2 separate regions of the Homo sapiens genome follow, and region 2 is linked to region 1. Evidence: chromatin contacts called from ENCODE Hi-C or POLR2A ChIA-PET data. All regions are on one chromosome and are shown on one strand. Each heading gives the region's core, a stretch centred on a gene start or an enhancer-like site at or near the end of the contact. The rest is flanking DNA. Distances are from core to core; before and after follow the strand shown.

What was found. A loop is a pair of places that touch in the nucleus more often than their neighbours do. ChIA-PET counts read pairs that join two places held with the same protein, here RNA polymerase II (POLR2A). Pooled maps may share reads with other maps.
Region 2: a loop to region 1 is called in a pooled map, with 5 times the contacts of the local background. The contact joins two enhancer-like sites. A Hi-C loop is called at or near these places in 3 of 37 single-sample maps with no recorded cell type and 3 of 50 pooled maps. POLR2A ChIA-PET finds 5 or more read pairs at or near these places in 2 of 52 experiments (H1 and activated CD4-positive, alpha-beta T cell).

Annotation. Positions count from the first base shown.
Region 1 is chr1:168,832,488-168,838,343 of GRCh38, reverse strand. No RefSeq gene overlaps it. Among named protein-coding and RNA genes, the nearest start is that of LINC00626, 48 kb to the right of the region's middle. Within about 2 kb of position 4,450, at least 4 of the 41 ENCODE cell types and tissues checked have a DNase peak (open chromatin) inside an H3K27ac peak, as active enhancers do.
Region 2 is chr1:169,023,547-169,029,598 of GRCh38, reverse strand. All of the region lies in intron 3 of LINC00970 (long intergenic non-protein coding RNA 970), which reads left to right. Among named protein-coding and RNA genes, the nearest start is that of LINC00970, 60 kb to the left of the region's middle. RefSeq lists an enhancer at 4,607-4,666. Within about 2 kb of position 1,343, at least 4 of the 41 ENCODE cell types and tissues checked have a DNase peak (open chromatin) inside an H3K27ac peak, as active enhancers do.

The sequences.
Region 1 (5,856 bases), core at 3,201-5,700:
AGAGAGATTTTGAAGCACCATCAAATACATAGCAGGATTCCACATTCCAGCTAATCCACACTTTCAGTCAACACTGTGATGAAGGATTTTAGGTCCCTATATTCATTAATAAAAAGAAATGCTACCAAACTTAATAGGAAGTTGAATATTTTGATGCTTCCCTTTCAGTAACTGAGGATAGAGGCATTTACAATACTTTTTTTAAAATTTTTTTTATTTTTAGTATTTATTGATCATTCTTGGGTGTTTCTCGGAGAGGGGGATTTGGCAGGGTCATAGGATAATAGTGGAGAGAAGGTCAGCAGATAAACACGTGAACAAAAGTCTCTGGTTTTCCTACGCAGAGGGCCCTGCCGCCTTCTGCAGTGTTTGTGTCCCTGGGTACTTGAGATTAGGGAGTGGTGATGACTCTTAACCAGTATGCTGCCTTCAAGCATCTGTTTAACAAAGCACATCTTGCACCGCCTGTAATCCATTTAACCCTTAGTGGACACAGCACATGTTTCAGAGAGCATGGGGTTGGGGGTAAGGTTATAGATTAACAGCATCCCAAGGCAGAAGAATTTTTCTTAGTACAGAACAAAATGGAGTCGCCCACGTCTACCTCTTTCCACACAGACACAGCAACAATCCAATCTCTCCCTCTTTTCCCCACATTTCCCCCTTTTCTATTTGACAAAACCGCCATCGTCATCATGGCCCGTTCTCAATGAGCTGTTGGGTACACCTCCCAGACGGGGTGGCGGCTGGGCAGAGGGGCTCCTCACTTCCCAGACAGTGCGGCAGGGCAGAGGCGCCCCCCACCTCCCAGACGGGGCGGCGGCCAGGCGGGGGCTGCCCCCCACCTCCCTGTCGGGGCGGCTGCCCGGCGGAGGCGCTCCTCACTTCCCAGACGGGGCGGCTGCCGGGCGGAGGGTCTCCTCAATTCCCAGACGGGGTCGCGGCTGGGCAGAGACGCTCTTCACATCTCAGATGGGGCGGCGGGGCAGAGGCGCTCCCCACATCCTAGACGATGGGCGGCCGGGCAGAGACACTCCTCACTTCCTAGACTGGATGACGGCCGGGAAGAGGTGCTCCTCACTTCCCAGACTGGGCAGCGGGGTGGAGGGGCTCCTCACATCCCAGACGATGGGCGGCCAGGCAGAGACGCTCCTCACTTCCTAGACGGGGTGGCGGCCGGGCAGAGGCTGCAATCTCGGCACTTTGGGAGGCCAAGGCAGGCGGCTGGGAGGTGGAGGTTGTAGCGAGCCGAGATCACGCCACTGCACTCCAGCCTAGGCAACATTGAGCACTGAGTGAGCAAGACTCTGTCTGCAATCCCGGCACCTCGGGAGGCCGAGGCTGGCAGATCACTCGCGGTCAGGAGCTGGAGACCAGCCCGGCCAACACAGCGAAACCCCGTCTCCACCAAAAAATACGAAAACCAGTCAGGCATGGCTGCGCGCGCCTGCAGTCCCAGGCACTCGGCAGGCTGAGAAAGGAGAATCAGGCAGGGAGGTTGCAGTGAGTCGAGATGGCAGCAGTACAATCCAGCCTCGGCTGGGCATCAGAGGGAGACGGTGCAAAGGAGAGGGAGAGGGAGGGGAAGGGGGAGGGGGAGGGGGAGGGAGAATACTTTTTATCCTATTGTGGAGCTTCAGTCAAAGGACCCAGAGAGTGAAATTTATTTGCTCTGATAATTTCACTGATGAAATGACTGTCACAGCTGGAATAATATGCAGAGAAGAGGACAGCAAGGAAAAAGTAAATAGACATTAAAGAACACTGGGACTCTATCATTGCAGGTTGAGGAGGCTCATATAGTAGGAATAGTTCTTTCCTCCTTTTAAGAGTGATTTTATCTTTTTCCTCCTAGATTTCCTTTCCTTGGTGGCTGTGGGAATCTCTGCCTTTGCACAGTAGCCTCCAGAAGCTTGTAAGCAAATAAGATATCTGACATTTACAAAATGTCTTACAGTTTACAGTGCAGTTTCACATACATTACCTCCTTAGATGCTCACAACATCCCTGAGCCTGCCATGTGGTGTCGTTCCCACTTGATAAGGAAGGATACTGACTTTTCAGAAAGGTTAAGTGACTATTCAAAGTCATGCAGCTCATTTAGTCGCAGGGTCCAGATTCAAGCCAGGAGGTTGTCAATGTTTTTTCAGCAATGCATTGAAACTCAGTGACTGATACAATGAGTGGCAGTAAATAAGATATCAGAAGCCATCTATCTGTAGGTGACAGCTTTGCTGGGATCCCAGGTCTCTGCCGAGGACAGAGGGCACAGAAAATGTCTTTGGAGACTATTGCACATATCCTTAGGGCTCCAAAAGTTTCACCCACTGCGGATGGCTCTAACCAGGTCTCTTGAATTCTAGTCTTGACTTGTCCACTGTGTTTGGAATCTTGGGCAACTTATGAAGTTTCTCTGGTTTTACTTTTTCTTTTCATTAAATACAGTTACTGATTATTACCCTAATAACATCAGGATTGTTGTAAGAATAAAGCAAATAATAAACATCATCTCAGAAGGCTTAAAGTGCAATATAAAAGCTAGAAAGGTATTGTTATTCTTGTCAGTAATAATGTAATAAATAGTACAGTAAGACTTTGGTTTCGGTTAACATTTGACAGATGTCCACGGACCCCACGCCAGGTAAATACTGCAGTAGCTTCCTAGAATTGTGTGCATTTATTTTTCCAATTTGAAAAAATACCAAGACATATCAATATAAAAATTATCCACATTTCTAATATTGAAAATTAATACAAATTAAGAATATGACATCTCCTGTCCTCGTCTCCCCTCCCCTCCCCTGTTCTTCAACTTCCCTATTACCTCCCAATCCCACCCCCAGAGTTAATCACTGTTGACTGCTTCTTGTTTTCTTTGCTTTAGTTCCTGGATTTTTATGAAATGTGCTACACTGAGAAATAATATTGCTATGCAAATAATGACCACATCTTACAATCACATGGAGGCTTATAGTTTATGAAATACTTGTTTGAGTACTATCACCTTTGAGCCTCCTAAGAGTGCTTGAGAAGTGCTTATTATGCCCTTTGTATTGTAGTTCAGTCAGAGTAATACCATGGAATCAAAGACATGAATCCTGCAGCAATCAAGTTTAGTGAGGGAGATGAAAAATTATATACAACATGCTTATACATTTTTTAAAATTTATATTAAAATACATTTTAATTATACACATAATATAAAATAAACTTTATATTATAAAATGTATATATATTTATATATTTTAAATATATGTAAATGTATATATTTTTATTATAAAGTATATATATTTTAATGTATTTTAAATATATAAATGTATGCTTTAAATATGTAAATAAAACATATATATCTGTTTTATATATATATATACACACATACATATATATACACACACATATATATCTATATATATAATTAATTCTGTCTAGGGCCTGGTAGAAAAGAGAGGCCAGGAAATATTTTATATAAGAGATTACAGTAGAGCACAATTATGAATGATATTAAAATCTAGAGAGCAGTGATTACTCAAGGTCAGACCACTAGAAAGGACTCAAACTCATATCTTATGGCTCCAAGCCCAAATTTCTTTCTCCCACACTTTATTGTACAGTTTATGGTTTGCCCATTCAAAGCAGGCATGTTTTATGTAATATTTAACCAGAGTCAAAGGAATTTCCCAGCTTCAAAGACATTTAGTACAGCTGACAGAGACATGTGATTGCCTGAATGGATTCTAAAGTTCATAGAATTGCCAGTTACTGTGAGAATACCCTTGATGTGTCAGGACGTGTGTGGTGCAAAATAGATGAAGTAAGGAAAGTTTCCTTTTGGAACATTTCTCCTCAAACACTTCAGACTTCCTGGCCCTCTTGCTGTCTCAGGCTTCTGAGGCTCCATTGTGATAACACAACCAAGGCTACCTGGTCCTTAACATGGGCCTATCCCTAAATTATCCAACACTGACCAGCCAGTGTGTCATAATGATGCTTAACAGGCTGCAGCGGAATCTGGTGTGAGTACATTACCATGATGTGATCCATTACTAATCATGGTGTAAGGGTGGTTTATGTAGTGAATATTTAGTTCATTTAGGCATGAGATATATAGAAACTAAAGTCCCTTGACTCAAAGATATGGCTTTATAAAGCTGCAATTTGAGACGTACTGCCTGAGGAGGGAAATATGATTTGTGTTGGGCAGTGGGGGATTAGAAACCACCAACTCTTTTTACATGTGACGCTGGATCTCACAACAGCAGAAATAACTGTGACCTTGCTTAGCTTATTTATTTGTTTTCCATGCTGGTGGTGACTGGCTACTTTGGTGGGGTAGGAAGAGTGAAGGTTTTTCTAAGGCAAAGGACAACACATGGAGTGTTCAGCCGAGAGGGGCTCCCTCCCCTTGGCCTTGTGTCTTATCACCCCTGTGGCAGGAAGGAAGATGCCTGCTGCTATTGACAGCTCTGGCAGGGCCACCTCCGGTTTCCTGTTCTTTGGGCTGCCTCAGTGGCAGGGGGCAGGTAGCAGGGGGGGAAGAAGCACTGGCTACCAGAGGAGGGGTAGCTTAATGAAGGCAATAATGCTCCAGGAATTAGGGGAGAAAAAGCCAGGCTTAAAGAGTCCTATTTGTTTCAACCAAGAAACACTATTATTTGGACTATGAGAGCTCAAAGGCCCTTCCAATGCCAGCACTCAGTGACTTCATAACTATGAAGGGAAGGGGCAGAGTGGTATTGGGGAGTTTCTGCTGAGGGAGCCAAAAGTTTTGCCAGCCTTTCCTGTCCCCATGACACCTCTTTTATTTCCTGTCCTTCCCATTGCCACGGGAATTTGCATGGGTAGTCACTATGCCTACTGTGTTTATTGCTTTATTGCAGCACTTAGCACTGTGTCTGACACATAATAGAAAATTAATAAATATTGCTGAATGATCTTTATGACTATCTATATATATTTGAAGTAAAATCCCATGAACTATTTCCTTCTTTATAGTCTATTCAGACTTAATACTTTGGTTAACAAATAAACAAATTAAACTTGTGCATAGGACAAAAGGCTAGAAGGAAATTATCAAAATATTAATAACTTTCTTTGGGAAATATAAATATGTTTATTTCTCTCTGTTCTATTTTGGTTTAACTTTCTTTTTCTACCTTTCTATAACTAAAAAAGTGTGTTAACTTTTGTAATGAAAAAAATCTTCAGCAAACTTTATTAAAAAATGTAAAATCTTTTTGGGGGAACTCTATTTTCTGAAGAAATAACAACTACTGACTTCCTATAATGTTTGGGTGGGGTGCAGCCATGGGTGGGCTTTCGTGCACATATGTACACATCTACATATGTAGTACCTGTACATTCCTCCAATGGAGATGTTAACTCCTTCTTTTAAAGTTCAGTGTAGCCAAATAAGAAAGACAAGCAATGTACTTGGTAAGCTCTTCCAGGACAGTAGCATTACACAATTCTTCCATGAACATCTGCAGAAGTGCTTTCCAGCTTCCCAGCTGATTAATTCTACAGCCTCATCTCTTTCTGGGCCCATCTCCTCACTGCCGCCATACTGAATTGCTTGTAATTCCCTGAGGAAGCTAAGTCTTGCCTATCTCTGCTTTTGCACCTTTCCACCTAGGAAACACCTCTCCTTCAGAATGCAGCTCACTAAAGTGTCACACACTCCATAAATCCCTTTCTGGCTCTTTTCCCAGCTCTACTCTTCACCTTTATGGACAACTGATCCCCCATCCTCTGGGCATTCGTTGCACCCCATGAGGGTCCCCATCGCAGGCCTGCAACCCTGGACCGTGCTTATCTGTACAAGTTTGTTCCTCCACTACCCTTTGGCTCTCTGCAGGT
Region 2 (6,052 bases), core at 94-2,593, 190 kb before region 1:
TTTCTTCTTAATCTGACTTAGTGAATGGAAACAAGTTAACCTTAGCCAGAGTTCGGCTACGCATTCACTGAGTGCTTAAGTCCCTTTATTGTGGTAGCTGTGACTTGGTTTTAGCTCCTGTGCTACCAGAGGGATGATTGTGCAGGGAAGAGGTGGGAAGAGATGAGTAGAATGCTTTTTTGGGTCATTTTTGTGCCTAACTTATCTCCCGGAGACAGAAGCAGAAAGAGAAGTACCGTAGTATCTCTGTGTTAACGCACAAAACCCCATCATCTCTTATCAGTCACGAATCTCTCTACCAGTTCAGCTTTCTAGGCCCTTCATTAACACTCACCATCCCACAGTCCTCCCTGCAATATGGTTTTCCTGAAAGGGGAGTCCTGACAATAGTCCATGCAACCCTATGCAGTCTACAAGTTGCTTCTGAGAAGAACTTGGAGTTACAAAATCTCAGCACGTAGCAGGCTTTGTTTCTTGGGACAGTCAGTATCTCCTCCAGAACAAGCCATTTTAGGCTAACCAGAAAACAGATCTTTCTTTCTTTCTTTCCTTCCTTTTCTTTCTTTCTTTCTTTCTTTCTTTCTTTCTTTCTTTCTTTCTTTCTTTCTTTCTTTCTTTCTTTCTTTCTTTCTCTTTCTTTCTTTCTCTCTCTCTCTCTCTTTCTTTCTTTCTTTCTTTCTTTCTTTCTTTCTTTCTTTCTTTCTTTCTTTCTTTCTTTCTTTCTTTCTTTCTTGTCTTTCTTGCTGTCTTTCTTTCATCTCACTCTGTCACCCAGGCTGGAGTGCAGTGGCGCAATCTCAGCTCACTGCAACCTCCGCCTCCCAGGTTCAAGTGATGCTCCTGCTTCTGCCTCCCAAGCAGCTGGGATTACAGACGTGCGCCCCCACGCTTGGCTAATTTTTGTATTTTTAGTATAGACGAGGTTTCACCATGTTGGCCAGGTTGGTCTCGAACTCCTGACCTCAAGTGATCCACCTGCCTCAGCCTCCCAAAGTGCTGGGATTACAGGCATGAGCCACCGCCCCCAGCCAGAAAACAGATTTTCTAAAAGTGCTATTTAAGGTATTGTACATAAAATCACACATGTGTCATGAGCTGCAAAAGTGATCACCTCTGACCAAGAGAAGTGAGAAAAGAAAAGCTCAAACATGAGCCCTGAGTCTGGGAAGCCAGAATGGGAATTGTGTTTGGTTCACTGGAGAGAGGGAAAAAGAAAATAATCTTATCTGTCTCCAACAGTCCTGTCTCTCCTCAAGGCCATGCAAGTACAGATAATTCTTTTGAGCCAGTAGAACTACAGAGCCCTACGCACTCTTTTGGCTCCACAGTGGTCTGGCTGAGGCCGTCCCCCCAGTCTACTCCCCCAGCCGCATGCTTTTAAGCATGAGTGACCAGTGGGCCGGAGGTGCAGTGGTGCTGAGATTTGCAGAATATGGTGACATGCCAGTGATAATCGAAGGAAAGGACAATGTGTAGCTGAGAAACACTGACATCTGAGAAGTGTTCTACTCCAGTGACTCCCTAAATTGGTGGTTGATTGCAGTTATTCATAGCAGCACTAATTTCTTTTCTTGCCCTCTCTCCTTCTCTCTGGCCAAACAGTTTTAAAACAACATCAAAGGAATGAAAGAAAAATGCCAGAGAGCATCAACTTGAATCTCTCCACTCTAGCATGCCTAAATTTATTTCGTTTTATGTTTTTGTGTGTTCTAATCTTTTAATCTGTACAACAGATTAGTTAATGATATAAAAGGGAGCAGAATCCTTTATATAAATTTTCCAATTCAGCCAAGGTCAAGGAGATATTTTCATGCGGGTAGGGAAGTTCTGGCAATGTAGTGATGGTGTTTGTGACCTTGGCAAAGTGACCTCATCTCCATGTGCCTTGTCTGGAGTGGCTGAGCTCCGCCTTGGCCTGCAGAAAGGAATGGCCCCAACATATCTGTGGGAGTGTTGATACTAATAGTTAACTGGATACACTCTACTTTTGCTTTGTAGTGGTTAATATTTCCCCAAACTTTTCTTTCTTTAAAAAAATTCAGACCTACAGAAAAGTTACAAGAATAGCACAATGATGTTCATTTACCCTTTATCTAGATTTACTAATTGTTAACATTTTACCACATTTGCTTTTTCTCTTTCTCTCCACACACTTGCATGTTCACACAAATATTTTTTTGATAAGCCATTTAAGAATTCATTTCACAGAGAATTCAATTACTGTTACCTAAATATCTTAACACATGTCTTCTAAGAACAAGGACATTCTCCAACATAGCAACAATACAAGTATCACATTCAGGAAATCTAACATTGAAAACATAATATTATTTGATGTATAGGCCAAATTCTGATGTCTCCCAATTGTTCCAACAGTAATATTTTTAAAAATGTTTTTTCTTATTTTTCAATCCAGGATAGAATCAATAATCATTCATTCCATTAGCTGTTCTATTTGTTTAGTTTTTACAAATCTAGAACAAGGCATGGCGCCGTGGCTCATGCTTGTAATCCCAGTACTTTGGGAGGCCGAGGCGGGCGGATCACGAGGTCAAGAGATCAAGATCATCCTGGCCAATATGGTGAAACCCCATCTCTACCAAAAATACAAAAATCAGCCAGGCGTGGTGGCGGGCACCTGTAGTCCCAGCTACTCGGCAGCCTGAGGCAGGAGAATCGCTTGAATCCGGGAGGCGGAGGTCGCAGTGAAAGGAGATTGTGCCACTGCCCTCCAGCCTGGCAACAGAGCAAGATTCTGTCTCAAAAAAAAAAAAAAAAAAAAAATCTGGAATAGTCCTGAGCCCCTCTTTAAAAACAAATTTCTTATCTCCGTAACTTTTTTTTTTTTAATCTTTTGCAATTGAGTCTCGCTCTGTCACCCAGGCTGGAATGCAGTGGCCTGATCTTGGCTCACTGCAACCTCCACTTCCTTGGTTCAAGTGATTCTTCTGCCTCAGCCTCCTGACTAGATGGGACTACAGGTGCACGCCATCATGACCGGCTAATTTCTATAGTTTTAGTAGAGACAGGATTTCATCATGTTGGCCAGGCTGGCCTCGAACTCCTGACTTCAGATGATCCACCTGCCTCAGCCTCCTGAAGTGCTGGGTTTACAGGTGTGAGCCACTGTGCCCAGCCTCACCTTGACATTTTTGAAGAGTTCAAGCCACTCTTGAACTGTTTTGTAAAATGTCCCTCAATATAGATTAATCGAAGTGTTTCCTCATTCTTGGATTCCAATTAAACATTTGGGGCAGGAATACTGCATATATGACACTGTGCCCCTCTCCATGCATCACCACAGCAGGCACAACATAGCACAGAGTTACAACACTGATGTTCACTTTGATCACATAGTGAGGTCGGTTCCACCAGATTTCTCCATTTGGAGATACCTTTTATTCACTCCTTTTTAAAGTTAATAAGCAACTTGTGGAGTAGTTTTGTTTTTTTGTTGTTGTGTGTTTGTTTTGTTTTTTTGGGTTTTTTTTGAGACGGAGTCTTGCTCTGTTTCCCAGGCTGGAGTGCAATGGTGCTATCTCGGCTCACTGCAATCTCTGCCTCCCGGGTTCAAGCGATTCTCCTGCCTCAGCTTCCCGAGTAGCTGGGACTACAGGCACGCACCACCACACCCAGCTAATTTTTGTATTTTTAGTAGAGATGGGGTTTCACCATGTTGACCAGGCTGGCCAGGCATGGTGGCTCACGCCTGTAATCCCAGCACTTTGAGAGGCTGAGGTGGACAGATCACTTGAGGTCAGGAGTTGGAGTAGTATTTTAAGATTGTTCACTGCTGGTGGTTTCTTGTATGCTCATTTTTGCTATTGCAGCAAATATTTTATTTCATTTAAGATTTCATTCATAACAATTATTTTTTTAAAATCTGACAATTCCGTAATTTGCAATTCTTGGGTGTCTAAATCTGTTGTCACTAGTGGTTTGACTTCTTGTGTGCTTGGTCATCTTCACTGGTTCATCACTTGAGCTTAAAGAGATGTGAGTCCTATGGGTCTGACTTGGTGACCCTTCCTCCAGAGAGGGCTTGACTTTGACTTCTGCCAGTAGAGGCACCACTTGCAACCCTCCTTGTAGCTTTTGACTTTGAATGAAAATGCCAGGTTCAGCTTCCCTGCCTCATTGTTCCTCCAGGATTCACTCTGTTTTCACTACAGAGAGGCAATTGGGAGCTTGCCTCCCTCTCTATTTAAAAATAGGACTTATAGGAATCTTAAGGTCACTGTTCCATAACAGCCTTACAGGGAGCCCAAGGTGGAGAAAGACTTAGCTCAGAGAGATTTGCAGCTGTGGCTGTTTGTCTAATGGGATAAATTATAAGTTAATATGCCAATAGTTCACAAAGTTTTTAAAAGAATCATATTAACTTGCACAGAAAGGAACAGAAACAGTACAAATGAAAGTCTGAGACCTTTGGACTCCCCCTTTATTACTATAGACAGGGAGCTGGTTGAGAAAACCACTCAGCTATAACTGGTGTTCCAGTTGATTGCCCCAGCTGAAGACCCAGCCAACAGTCAGTATTGACCACCAGACATGTGAGTGAGTCTTCGGAAGATTCCAATCTCCTGTTGTCAAGTCACCCCCAGGCTTCAAGTCTTCCCAGCTGACAGCTCAGATTGTACCACAAAGATAAGCTGTCCTTTTCTGAATTCCTGACCCACATATTATGTGGGTATAGTAAAAAAAAAAAATTGGTTTGTTTTTGTCTTAAGTGTTGAGTAGTTTGTATGACAGCAATAGGGACTGGAACATTGAATATAGTTTGCATCTCACAGGAACATATGAATGTTTTTTCTACAGTTATTCTTGTTATTTCCAGTGCCTCCAAATAGAAGACATTTTTGAAGGTAGATGTGAGAGATCCTTCCTCCTCCTCCTCTTCCTCCCCTCCCTCCCTCCCCCTTCCTTCCTTCCTTCGTTCCTTCCTTCCCTCTCTCTCTCCTTCCTTCCTTCCTCCTCCTCTTCTCCTTCCTTCCTTTCCTTCCTTCCTCCTCCTCTTCTCCTTCCTTCCTCCTCCTCTTCTCCTTCCTTCCTTTCCTTCCTTCCTCTCTCTTTCTTTCTCTTTTCCTTCCTTCCTTCCTTCATCTCTCTTTCTTTCTCTTTTCCTTCCTTCCTTCCTTCCCTCTCTCCTTCCTTCCTTCCTCCTCTTCTCCTTCCTTCCTTCCTTTCTCTCTCTCTTTCTTTCTCCCTCTCTCTTCCTTTCTTCCTTCCTTCCCTCTCTCTCTCCTTCCTTCCTTCCTTCCTTCTCCTCCTCCTCTCTCTCTCTCTCTTTCTTTCTTTCTTTCTTTTTTTGAGACAGGGTCTTACTCTGTCACCCAGGCTGGAGTGCAGTGGTGCAATCTTGGCTCACTGTAGCCTCAACCTCCCAGGCTCAGGTGATCCTCACACCTCAGCCTCCCAAGTAGTTGGGACCACAGGTGCATGTCACCATACTGAATTTTTGTATTTTTTGGTAGAAATGGGATTTTGCCATATTGCCCACGGTGGTCTCGAACTCCTGAGCTCAAGCAATCTGCCTGCCTTGGCCTCCCAAAGTACTGGGATTACAGGTGTGAGCCACCATGCCCAGCCAAAATCCTTCATTTTTAGTAAACTAGAAGTGAGGAATTAGGTGTTGAGGGAATGAGACCGAATGCCAGATATTGCCTGAAGAAAAAAAGTTCTTGAAAATGTAACACTGCTGGTAGAATGAATCTATGCCAAAGCCAGACTCAGAGTATATATCAAATACTGTGCTAAATATCAGGGTATGGTACAAATGGGAGGGAAGAGACTAAGAATATACAGCATTCATATTTCAGCTTTTTCTCCTGTGGCCAGCAGGCATATTTTCCACTTCAAGTTCTCAGGAAAGAATTTGTTTCTCCTACGTATTTACTATGGTCCCCCACTGGACAGAGTTTTCATATTAAGCCACTTGATGAACTTCTAGCTAACCGATGGATTGGGCTAATAGCTAACTCATGCCTATGGATCAGGCATCTGCTCCATTCTAATCTATGATAGAGATGATTGAAGCTGTTTTGGGCTCAAT